Regions from separate parts of the Homo sapiens genome. Here regions 1 and 3 are each linked to region 2. Evidence: chromatin contacts called from ENCODE Hi-C or POLR2A ChIA-PET data. All regions are on one chromosome and are shown on one strand. Each heading gives the region's core, a stretch centred on a gene start or an enhancer-like site at or near the end of the contact. The rest is flanking DNA. Distances are from core to core; before and after follow the strand shown.

Region 1 (3,262 bases), core at 550-3,049, 410 kb after region 2:
TTTGAGACCAGCCTGGCCAACATGGTGAAACCGTATTTCTACTAAAAATTATTTGGGCATGGAGGGGCATGCCTGTAATCCCAGCTACTTGGGAGGCTGAGGTAGGAGAATCGCTTGAACTCGGGGCGGAGGTTGCAGTAAGCCAAGATCACACCACTGCACTCCAGCCTGGGCGAGAGAGTGAGATTCCATGTCAAAAAAAATAAATAAATAAAAATAAAGTTCCTCAACAAATAATCCTGATATCACGAATTATAGAAATAGTTGTAAATGTAGAACTCTAAGTGATCAAATTAACAATTTATTTAGAGTTGCCAATTAAAATTTTAAAATACCAACAGCACACATATACATAAACATACTTAATATTTAGATGCTACCTTAATGTTAAACATAAGTAAAAAGGACAATGAAATAATAGCAAGAATGAGATTTTGAGTCTCATTCTTTTTAGACAATTTATAATCCTATGTGGTTCTCTGTAAAGTGGATTATCAGTGTGTACTCCATTTCTCCCCACCCTCCCTTTTTTTTTTCCAGATGAGAAATCTGAGGTTTTAGACACTTAACTACAAAACAAAAGAATGACTTTTTTTTTTTTTTTTTTTTTTGTCACCCAGGCTGGAGTGCAATGGTGTGATCTCGGCTCACTGCAACTTCCGCCTCCCGGGTTCAAGCGATTCTCCTGCCTTGGCCTCCTGAGTAGCTGGGATTACAGGCGCATGCCACCACGCCCGGCTACTTTTTGTATTTTTAGTAGAGACAGGGTTTCACCATGTTTGTCAGGCTGGTCTTGAACTCCTGACCTCTTGTTCCGCCCGCCTCGGCCTCCCAAAGTGTTGGCATTGCAGGCGTGAGCCACCGCGCCCGGCCAGGAATGACTTCTTAAACCAGGATTTGATTTTGGTTGAACTTTGCTTTCAGAACTAGAACTACCTGCTATCCAAGACTTGTTAACCACGTTTTCATGGGCAAATTACAAAACCCTTTCAACCCCAGTTTCCTCTTCTATAAACTAGTGGTAATATTATTATCTCCAGAATTAATCTTAGGAGTAAATGAAATTATGTAAAGGCATTTAGTCTCATAACCGGGCTCCTAGAAAGCACTCAGGAATGTTAGTTCTCTATCCATTTCCCCTGTTTATCTTTGTGTTTGATGAATTATAGGATGATATGAAATGATCTGAAATGAACTGTAATATAAACATCAATAAAACACCAATAAAAAATTTTATTCTCACATCTGGATGCTATACTAGGCCTTCACCTCCTCCAAAAGTTACAGTTTTATTAATATTCATTTATTATTTATTATTATAGTCAAAGACCCAGAGAAGCATTCCAGGAACAAAGCAGCAGGTAAGATTTTTCTGGGAAAAGACAGAGATTTTGAGGGACCCAGGATTTGGGGGTCATTTAAGCAGCAGTGGATGTCAGTCTTCAAGCTTTGCCCATTTACTCTTGGTCCCTTTTGGTTCAGGAAAGGAAGAACAACAAGCACGAAACCATTCACTGAGACCTTTGCGGGTGGGGGAGGAGGGATGTAAACAAAAGCCAACGCTCTCTTTAGTTCACAATGGCTCGCGACCCCAAGACTTCCAAGCTCTTTGGTGAGGGCCAGCAGGTCTGTTCTCCAGGAGTGCCCTGGGTCTGGACTTCATTTCCCAGAGTCCCTTAGTGCCCTAATGTATTCAGTGCTCAGAGTGCCTGTATGTGTGTGAGTGTGAGAGAATGTGTGCGTGCGTGTGTGTGTGCGCGCGTGTGTGTGTCTCCGAGTCCCTGGGAGAGTGGAGGCTCATTCACTGATTAGATCCAGCGCTGAGAGGCAGCACTGCTCCTTCTCTCACGCCAACTGAGTCTCTTGATCTGTACATGCAATCCCAGGCAGCTCGCGAACACAAACCCGGGGCCAGCCGCCTACTGCTGCTGCTGCTGCTGCCGCTGCCGCCGCCGCCGCCGCCGCTGCCTCCGCCGGCTCTGCGAACCCGGGACTTTTCATGCACCACACTCTCCGCCTGCTTCCCTCCGTGTCCTGAAAAGTGCGACCGTTCTCCCAAGGAATTTCCACGGCAAGTATGGAGATCAGAAAGGGGTGTGGACGTGTGTGCGTACCCAAGAGGGGTGGGTGCGAGGGCGGCCGGCTTGTTCAGGAACCTGGCTAACTTTCCGGGTCCGTTTCCTAGGGATTCGGGCGGTTCCCTCTGGACGGGGGCAGGGACTGGGACTCGGACTGGCGCGTCTTGGATCATCGCGACGGAGCCTCTCGGCATCGGCGCCCTGCGCGCTCCGTGCGCTGCCTCGCTCAAACTTTCCGTCTTGAGTTTTCCTTAATGTGTTTTATTTGGGGAGGGGGGGAGGTGCAAGGGGGAGGGACCAGACGCGGGAATTGGACAAGTTGGGAGGGTGAGGGCACTGCAAGGGAAGGGAGCAGGACTTCTTTTCTCCGTCTCTTAATAAGCCCCATTCCCACTTTGTTCGGGTCGATATCGAGAATGCCTTCTCGCCGGGCTCTCTGGTGCACCCCCCGGTGATTTCCGGGCTCCCCTATGTACCCCGCGTTGATTTCCGGCGAGGCCAGGGCTGGGTGGTACTCAGTGGGGAGCCCGAGGCGGCGGGCGGATGGAGAAGGGGCGAGCCGAATGAGAAACTACCCCGACAGCCTCCACCCCACACACAGCCGGCTCCGCGGGATACCCGGGGAGTGGCTGTTTAGCCCTGGACCCCGGGTGCTCGGCTGACTTTTTCCTAGCGGGGGCGGGTGTGAAGGGTGTGGAGGGAGGGAGGTGGGGTAGGATGGATGGATCCTCTGCGGGCAGGAAGGAGGCAGGTGCTAGCATAGAGGCGGACCGTTCTAAACGCCACCGGTAAACTCCCCACTCCTCTGGGCTGGACCGGCCTGGCCGTAGAGTAGCCCGACACGTGGGATCTCCCGGGATTTTCGGGGTCGGGACCCCCTCTCCCAGCGGTTCTACTGAGCAAGGCGGGAGGACGATCGTGGAGACGAGGGCTACTTGACTACTCTACTTGTAGTTTTATTTTTATCTTAGACCTGCCTTAAACTGAGTAACAATTTCTCTTCTGACTTAAGAACAAAACTTTTCAGTGAGCACGCCGGTCGCTGCGGTCCTGCGGCCACTGCCGCCGCGCTTGTCAGCCCGGGCCGAGCGACCTTCTCTGCCCGGAACCCAGCCCCGCCACCGCACTCCGGAGCCTCCGGCCTCCCCCACCCCACCCCCGCCCCCCAACCCGGGGCTTTTCAG
Region 2 (2,920 bases), core at 421-2,920:
TCCTCGCGGCAGTTAGAGCATAGTCTCTTCTTTAAGTGCAGAGGTGCAAGACTTAACCCTTGCCTGGCATGGCCTTAGATCCTATTTATAATTAGGTATCTTATTGACACAAACAATGCATTCTGTCAGTCTTGTGATCTCTGCTTTGACGTTAATGCTGGTCATTTGTTGTGTCTAAGCTGCAAAAGGGCGTGGGCATAACATGGCATGTTTGACGTCCCTTCCCATCATAGCTGGAAACCCTGTTTTTAAGGTTCCCTGGGGTCCCCTTGGCCAAAAGGGGGTCCATTTAGTTGGTTGGGGGGTGTAGGATTTTATTTTTAGTTTACAGTTGTTAGCCCTGATGTGGACCATTTCCATCCTATCTAGGTTTACCAAGATTCAAAACACGAAGCTGACCATGAAGCGGGACGGCATTGGGTCAGTGCGGTACCAGGTCTTGGAGGTGTCTCGGCAACCACTCTTCACCAATATCACAGTGGACATTGGGCGGCCTCCGTCGTGGCCCCCTCGGGGCTGACACTAATGGACAGAGGCTCTCGGTGCCGAAGATTGCCTGCCAGAGGACTGACCACAGCCTGGCTGGCAGCTGCTCTGTGGAGGACCTCCAGGACTGAGACTGGGCTCTGTTTTCCAAGGGTCTTCACTAGGCCCCCTAGCTACACCTGGAAGTTTCAGAACCCACTTTGGGGGGCCTCCTGCCTGGGCAGGCTCTTCAAGTGTGGCCCTCTTTGGAGTCAACCCTCCTTCCCGACCCCCTCCCCCTAGCCCAGCCCCAGTCACTGTCAGGGTCGGGCCAGCCCCTGCACTGCCTCGCAGAGTGGCCTGGGCTAGGTCACTCCACCTCTCTGTGCCTCAGTTTCCCCCCCTTGAGTCCCCTAGGGCCTGGAAGGGTGGGAGGTATGTCTAGGGGGCAGTGTCTCTTCCAGGGGGAATTCTCAGCTCTTGGGAACCCCCTTGCTCCCAGGGGAGGGGAAACCTTTTTCATTCAACATTGTAGGGGGCAAGCTTTGGTGCGCCCCCTGCTGAGGAGCAGCCCCAGGAGGGGACCAGAGGGGATGCTGTGTCGCTGCCTGGGATCTTGGGGTTGGCCTTTGCATGGGAGGCAGGTGGGGCTTGGATCAGTAAGTCTGGTTCCCGCCTCCCTGTCTGAGAGAGGAGGCAGGAGCCCCAGGGCCGGCTTGTGTTTGTACATTGCACAGAAACTTGTGTGGGTGCTTTAGTAAAAAACGTGAATGGAGCAGCTCCCTTGTCTGTTTGGGGGTGGGGGTCGGGTCCCTGAACGTGGTTACCCTGAGTGTGTTGTGGTGGAAGGGCACTTGGGGAACCTGGCCCAACAAGTAAACCTGACCCGGGCCATCCTGGTTCTCCAAGCGCTGCCACTCCCTAGGCTTTCACTGGCCTTAAGGGGAAGTTTGTCCTTGCACTGCTTCCGGGACAGTGGAGGCGACGAAGTAATAAACCCGTGGACCCAGATTTCTCAGGTCTTAACACGTTCCCTGAGGCCTAAAGGTGCCCAGGGCCGAGCCCAAAGTGCTTGGGTCAGGGCTCGGTGGAGCGCCGAGGTGAGTCTGAACTCCCAGCCGGCACGCGCCGCCCGCCGGACCAAACACGGGAGGGGGCGGGGCCCTAGAGTCGCGGCGTGGTTTCCCGGGTGATGGCCACGCGGAAGAGGTGGGGCTAGGGCCCTGGTTCCCACTGCCTGGTTTCTGGGCCCCCGGCATCCGAGTCGGCCAAAAGCCGGGCAGAAGAGAGCGCCAAGGACTGGCAGTTCCGGAACGGGCAATCCCAGCCGAGGGGACCAGCGGCAGAGCACGGGTGGGGCTTGGGAGAGGGCGGGGCCCATAGAGGGGCGGGGTTTGGTGAGCGTTGCCGGCGGGCCCGCGGTACCTCCCGCACTCTGACCTGCGGCCCGTAGGTCCGAGCCGGGGACGGCGGCGTCGGTGGGTCATGCTCCGGCACTCCCCCTCGCTGTGGGAGCTGGTGGAGGAGCACGTTCCGCTCCGGGAGCGACGCGAAGTGAAGAGGATTCTGGGGGAGGCGGCGGTGGACCTGAGCCTGGAGCTGCGGGCGGAGGTGGGGAGAGGGAAGGTGGGCCACGCCCCTGGCCTGCCCCACGACTCGGGTGATTTCCCACCTCTGCGGGTCCCTGGCCCTGCCGGGTAACTCCCGAGATCCTATCCTGGTCTCCCCTTTGACTCCGCCCTCTCCCTCACTCCCCCAGCCCCCACCATTCCGGACACTCCCCTCCCCAGTCGCAAGGTATCCCAGCTCTCCTTGCAGGTGGCGATGTTACGGGCACTGCTCCAAGAGGCTCGATCCTCTCAAGCCCCCAGCTCCCGCCCCATCTCTGACCCCTCTTCTCTTCTGGCACCACCGCCTCTCCTAAAGGACCTCTTGCGCCAGGAGCTCCGGCAGTTGCTCCAGGGTCTCCGCCACAAAGCCATCTGTGAGGGCAGGTGGGAGCCTCAGGCCTGGGCCCTTTCCCTAGATACCAGGTGGGCTAGCGCTGCCCCTAACAAGGAGCCAGGGTTGCCTTTTCTGTGGTTTCCAGAAAGGAGCCTCTCAGCTTCCTTCCTGTGCACCTTCTGCAGGGACCAGGCCCAAGCTTGGGTCCAGTATAGCCCCAGGGTCCTGCACTTTGCCTTGGAGGAGCCCAGGTGTGATTTGCCAGAACAGGAGATATTCCAGATGAGAGGTGGTGGGCCCAGGTAAGGTGATGGTAGGAGAGAGGGATCTGTCCCTGCTTGGCAGAGGGCCCTAGCCCACTGGTGGGTTGCACCTGGCTCCATGCAGGAGATTCCAGTCACGGGCTGGGCACTTCCACCGCCACTTGTGATAGAGATTATCAGCCCATGAGGGCTACTGAAACCCAGAGGAAACACCTGCCTAGCCTGGGGACAGGCAAAGCTTCCTGGAG
Region 3 (2,910 bases), core at 271-2,770, 270 kb after region 2:
GGCTTGGATAAAAAAGAATTTCAGAAATGGAAACTCTAGCCCCTGGGTCTCAGTTTCTTCACTGAAAAATGAGGGACTTTACTGGATTTCTTAGGTCTCTTCTTGATCTGAAATTCATCAGATCTGAGGTACTTCATTCAACTCCCCCACCCCCACCCCAAGAGTCAGGCTTATTTCTGCCCCACATGTTTGCTTATACTATATTTCCCCACCTGGAACGCTCAACTTCCCTTCTCCAAATCCTGTCTGCTAGGACACTACCTTCAGGAAGCCCTTCATGATTTCTCTTTCCCACTCCTCCATGCCCCACCCTGACCTCCACACCCATTTCTCTCAACAGCACTTTGCTTAACCACGTATTTACATAGGGTCTGGTATTCTTACCTGATTGGTCTAGGGATTGTTTTTTATCACTCCCTGACCCCTGACATCCATTTCTTACAGGTCCTAGAAGCAGGCAGGTGCTGTTCTAGCCTGAAGTCTAGGTCCCCACTCCCTCTGCCCACAGTCCTTTGAGAACTCGACAGGCCTCGACTTGAAAAGGGTGCTAAAAGCAATGATGTCTCCAAGTGTGATGGGAGATATTTGTGTCTGCTTTACCCTTGGCTTTTTGCTCCGGTTCAGGTAGGAGCGGGGTGGGCCGGCTGGCAGATCTGAGAGCGTGGCACGCCCCAGCGGGCAGGGCGCACAGCGCGGAGGAAGGCGCGAGTCAGTCTGGAGTGCTCCCCATTTATCAAGCTCACGCAGGCCGCCAGCCGAGCGAGTCTTTCTATCATTACACCTCTCAAAATCCGATTCATACCACTAATCCTGCCTTCATTCTCCCAGATTAATAACATCTCTTTCAACCTTCACAGTGTGATAAATAGACAAAGAGAGAACAAAAGGAGAGACAGAAGAGAGAGAAAGAGCTGGAGCAAGTCCCCATAATAGAGAGAGCTGAGAAAGAGGAGAGGGAAAAAAGGAGAGCGAACGAGAGCAGGCAGCGGCCAGAGACTGCAGCTACCTTAGAGAGCCGCTCTGAGGAGAGCTGGCGGCTGCGCCCCGCTATGCGCTCCGCTCCGTCCCCAAAGAGAAAGAAAGGCTCGTTAACAGCTCCTTCCTGCCTGCACTTTTGTTCAAATTCTTTTCTTCCCTTCCAATCCTGCTTTAGGTCAAATTCCAGTGAAAATGAGTCTCCTGGCTTTCCCATCTACTCCCAGCTTCCCAACCAGGCCCAGGAACCCACCTGGCCCTTGGCAGAAGGGCTGGGTATGGGTACAAGACAGGGCTGGGAATGGGTGTGGCAAAAGCATGCCTAAAGCTTTCCCAGAGCTGTTCTCCTAACCTAAAACCTCACCCTTTTCCTGCTCTTTCAGCAGAACAGGAAGGGAACAGAGTAGAGGGAGGATCTGCTTGGGGTCGTTCCCGAAGGCTCTGTCCTCACATCTTTCCAACCTTAGGCTCCAGACAGTGCAATCCAAGGCCCTCCACCCACCGCAGCCCAGCCAGATGGTGAAAGTAGGTGTCCCTCAGGCTCGCTAAAGCAGAAGTTGGTCCATGTCTCCATATTATAATGGAGAAGTGTGACAAGGACAATAACCCCCACTGGGCCCAGCCCCACCCTAACCAACTGATCTCTGACACTTGTCCTCTCTGCCCCATGCTAGCCTACACTTGTCTCCACAGCACAGTCCCCATCCTTCACAGAGGCCCAGTTCAAGGCCCCCTTCTGGATGCCCATCTGAGCTCTCGCAGGAGAATTCAATTACTCCCTCTCTGGAAATCCAGCAGTTCCATTAACCTTCCTTCTCCGGGCTCTGGAAGGCAACACCATTTATATTACCCTGTAGAGATGGTGTGCTTCTCTCACTCCCCTGGGAATCTGTCTTCTGAGTTCTCTATCTCCAAGTCGAAGCTGCCCATGGCACAGCACTTCCATCTGGGCACCCACGCCCTCACAATCTAGCAGAGTGGGGGAGGTGGGGCTACACCAGGCTGCCAAGACTACCCTATCCCTTAGCACGCTTGTGGCAGGCGCAGGGTCAGTGGGGATGGCACAGGCAGAGGGAAGATCTGCCCTGCCCAATCCAGCCTAGCGGGAGGAGCCTTCTAGAAGTGTCAAGGCTTCTCTGAGGACAATGCCTTGTGAGGTACAGGAAAGACCTAAGCGGACCTTCAGCAGAAAGCTGGTGGCCTGGTGGTCTATTTAGAGCAGGTCCCATCTAGGGAACATCTTACTGACACTCTCCAGATTCTTTCCTCCCAAAAGCTTCCCTGCTTCCCTCCCTCTATTTCCTGCCCCAAAACTCAGCCTTTCTCTGGGCCAGAATGGCTGCTGCCTACTCCCACCGTTCACTCCCAGGAACCCCATCACTTCCAGCCACAGCTCTCAAGTTTGCCCAGTCACATTTCCACTTGGGGAAATAACCTGAAAGCAGAAAAAAAGAGGCTTCACAGGGCCAAGTAAAAGAGCAAACCACAAGGGGAAAGGGATGTTGAAATGGGCAGTCCTTGGGATCCCTTTCATTAAAAAATCCAGAAGTTCCATTAACCTTCCCTCAGCTCCTACATCAGAAGGATTCTCACACTTTTTTCTATTTCACTAGCCCTCCAGGATCAGACACTTGGAAAAGGGAGGGGGAAGAATGATAGTAACTGATGTTCATCCATGGGCCCAAGCGACCCAAGGAGGTCAGGGGCTGAAAACGAAAAGCAAGAAGGAGATTGTACAGTCTCAGTGAAGGGGAACTGTCCTCCCTAAAATAAGCCCAGCCAGCTGGTGCCCTGGCTTTCAGGGCAGGCTGGGTCCAACTGGCCACACAGGCCCACACTGCCTCTCAGCCCAAGGTCACAGTAGGGTTCCAGAAACTTGGAATGGATCTCTGGTCCTTCTTCCACTAAGAGCCTGTGTTGTTGGCAGATCAGATA

Evidence for each region. Hi-C counts contacts between places; a loop is a spot of excess contacts on that map. ChIA-PET counts read pairs that join two places held with the same protein, here RNA polymerase II (POLR2A). Pooled maps may share reads with other maps.
Region 1: a pooled map shows a loop between it and region 2 (3-fold over the local background). The contact joins the promoter of RNF220 here to the promoter of CCDC24 in region 2. A Hi-C loop is called at or near these places in 2 of 50 pooled maps. POLR2A ChIA-PET finds 5 or more read pairs at or near these places in 3 of 52 experiments (H1, K562 and PC-3).
Region 3: a pooled map shows a loop between it and region 2 (5-fold over the local background). The contact joins the enhancer-like site here to the promoter of CCDC24 in region 2. A Hi-C loop is called at or near these places in 1 of 50 pooled maps. POLR2A ChIA-PET finds 5 or more read pairs at or near these places in 2 of 52 experiments (SK-N-SH and common myeloid progenitor, CD34-positive).

What each region holds. Positions count from the first base shown.
Region 1 is chr1:44,403,456-44,406,717 of GRCh38, forward strand. It overlaps RNF220 (ring finger protein 220), which reads left to right and starts at 1,800. Exons shown (of 15, transcript NM_018150.4): 1 at 1,800-2,075. RefSeq lists an enhancer at 2,693-3,215.
Region 2 is chr1:43,989,929-43,992,848 of GRCh38, forward strand. It overlaps CCDC24 (coiled-coil domain containing 24), which reads left to right and starts at 1,671. Exons shown (of 9, transcript NM_152499.4): 1 at 1,671-1,818; 2 at 1,919-2,076; 3 at 2,284-2,459; 4 at 2,595-2,711. The coding sequence starts at 1,951. B4GALT2 (beta-1,4-galactosyltransferase 2) reads left to right here. Exons shown (of 7, transcript NM_003780.5): 7 at 370-1,240. The coding sequence ends at 520. RefSeq lists silencers at 1,825-1,934, 2,075-2,124.
Region 3 is chr1:44,260,596-44,263,505 of GRCh38, forward strand. The region is part of intron 7 of ERI3 (ERI1 exoribonuclease family member 3); the gene reads right to left. Among named protein-coding and RNA genes, the nearest start is that of SNORA110, 9.5 kb to the left of the region's middle. Within about 2 kb of position 1,521, at least 3 of the 41 ENCODE cell types and tissues checked have a DNase peak (open chromatin) inside an H3K27ac peak, as active enhancers do.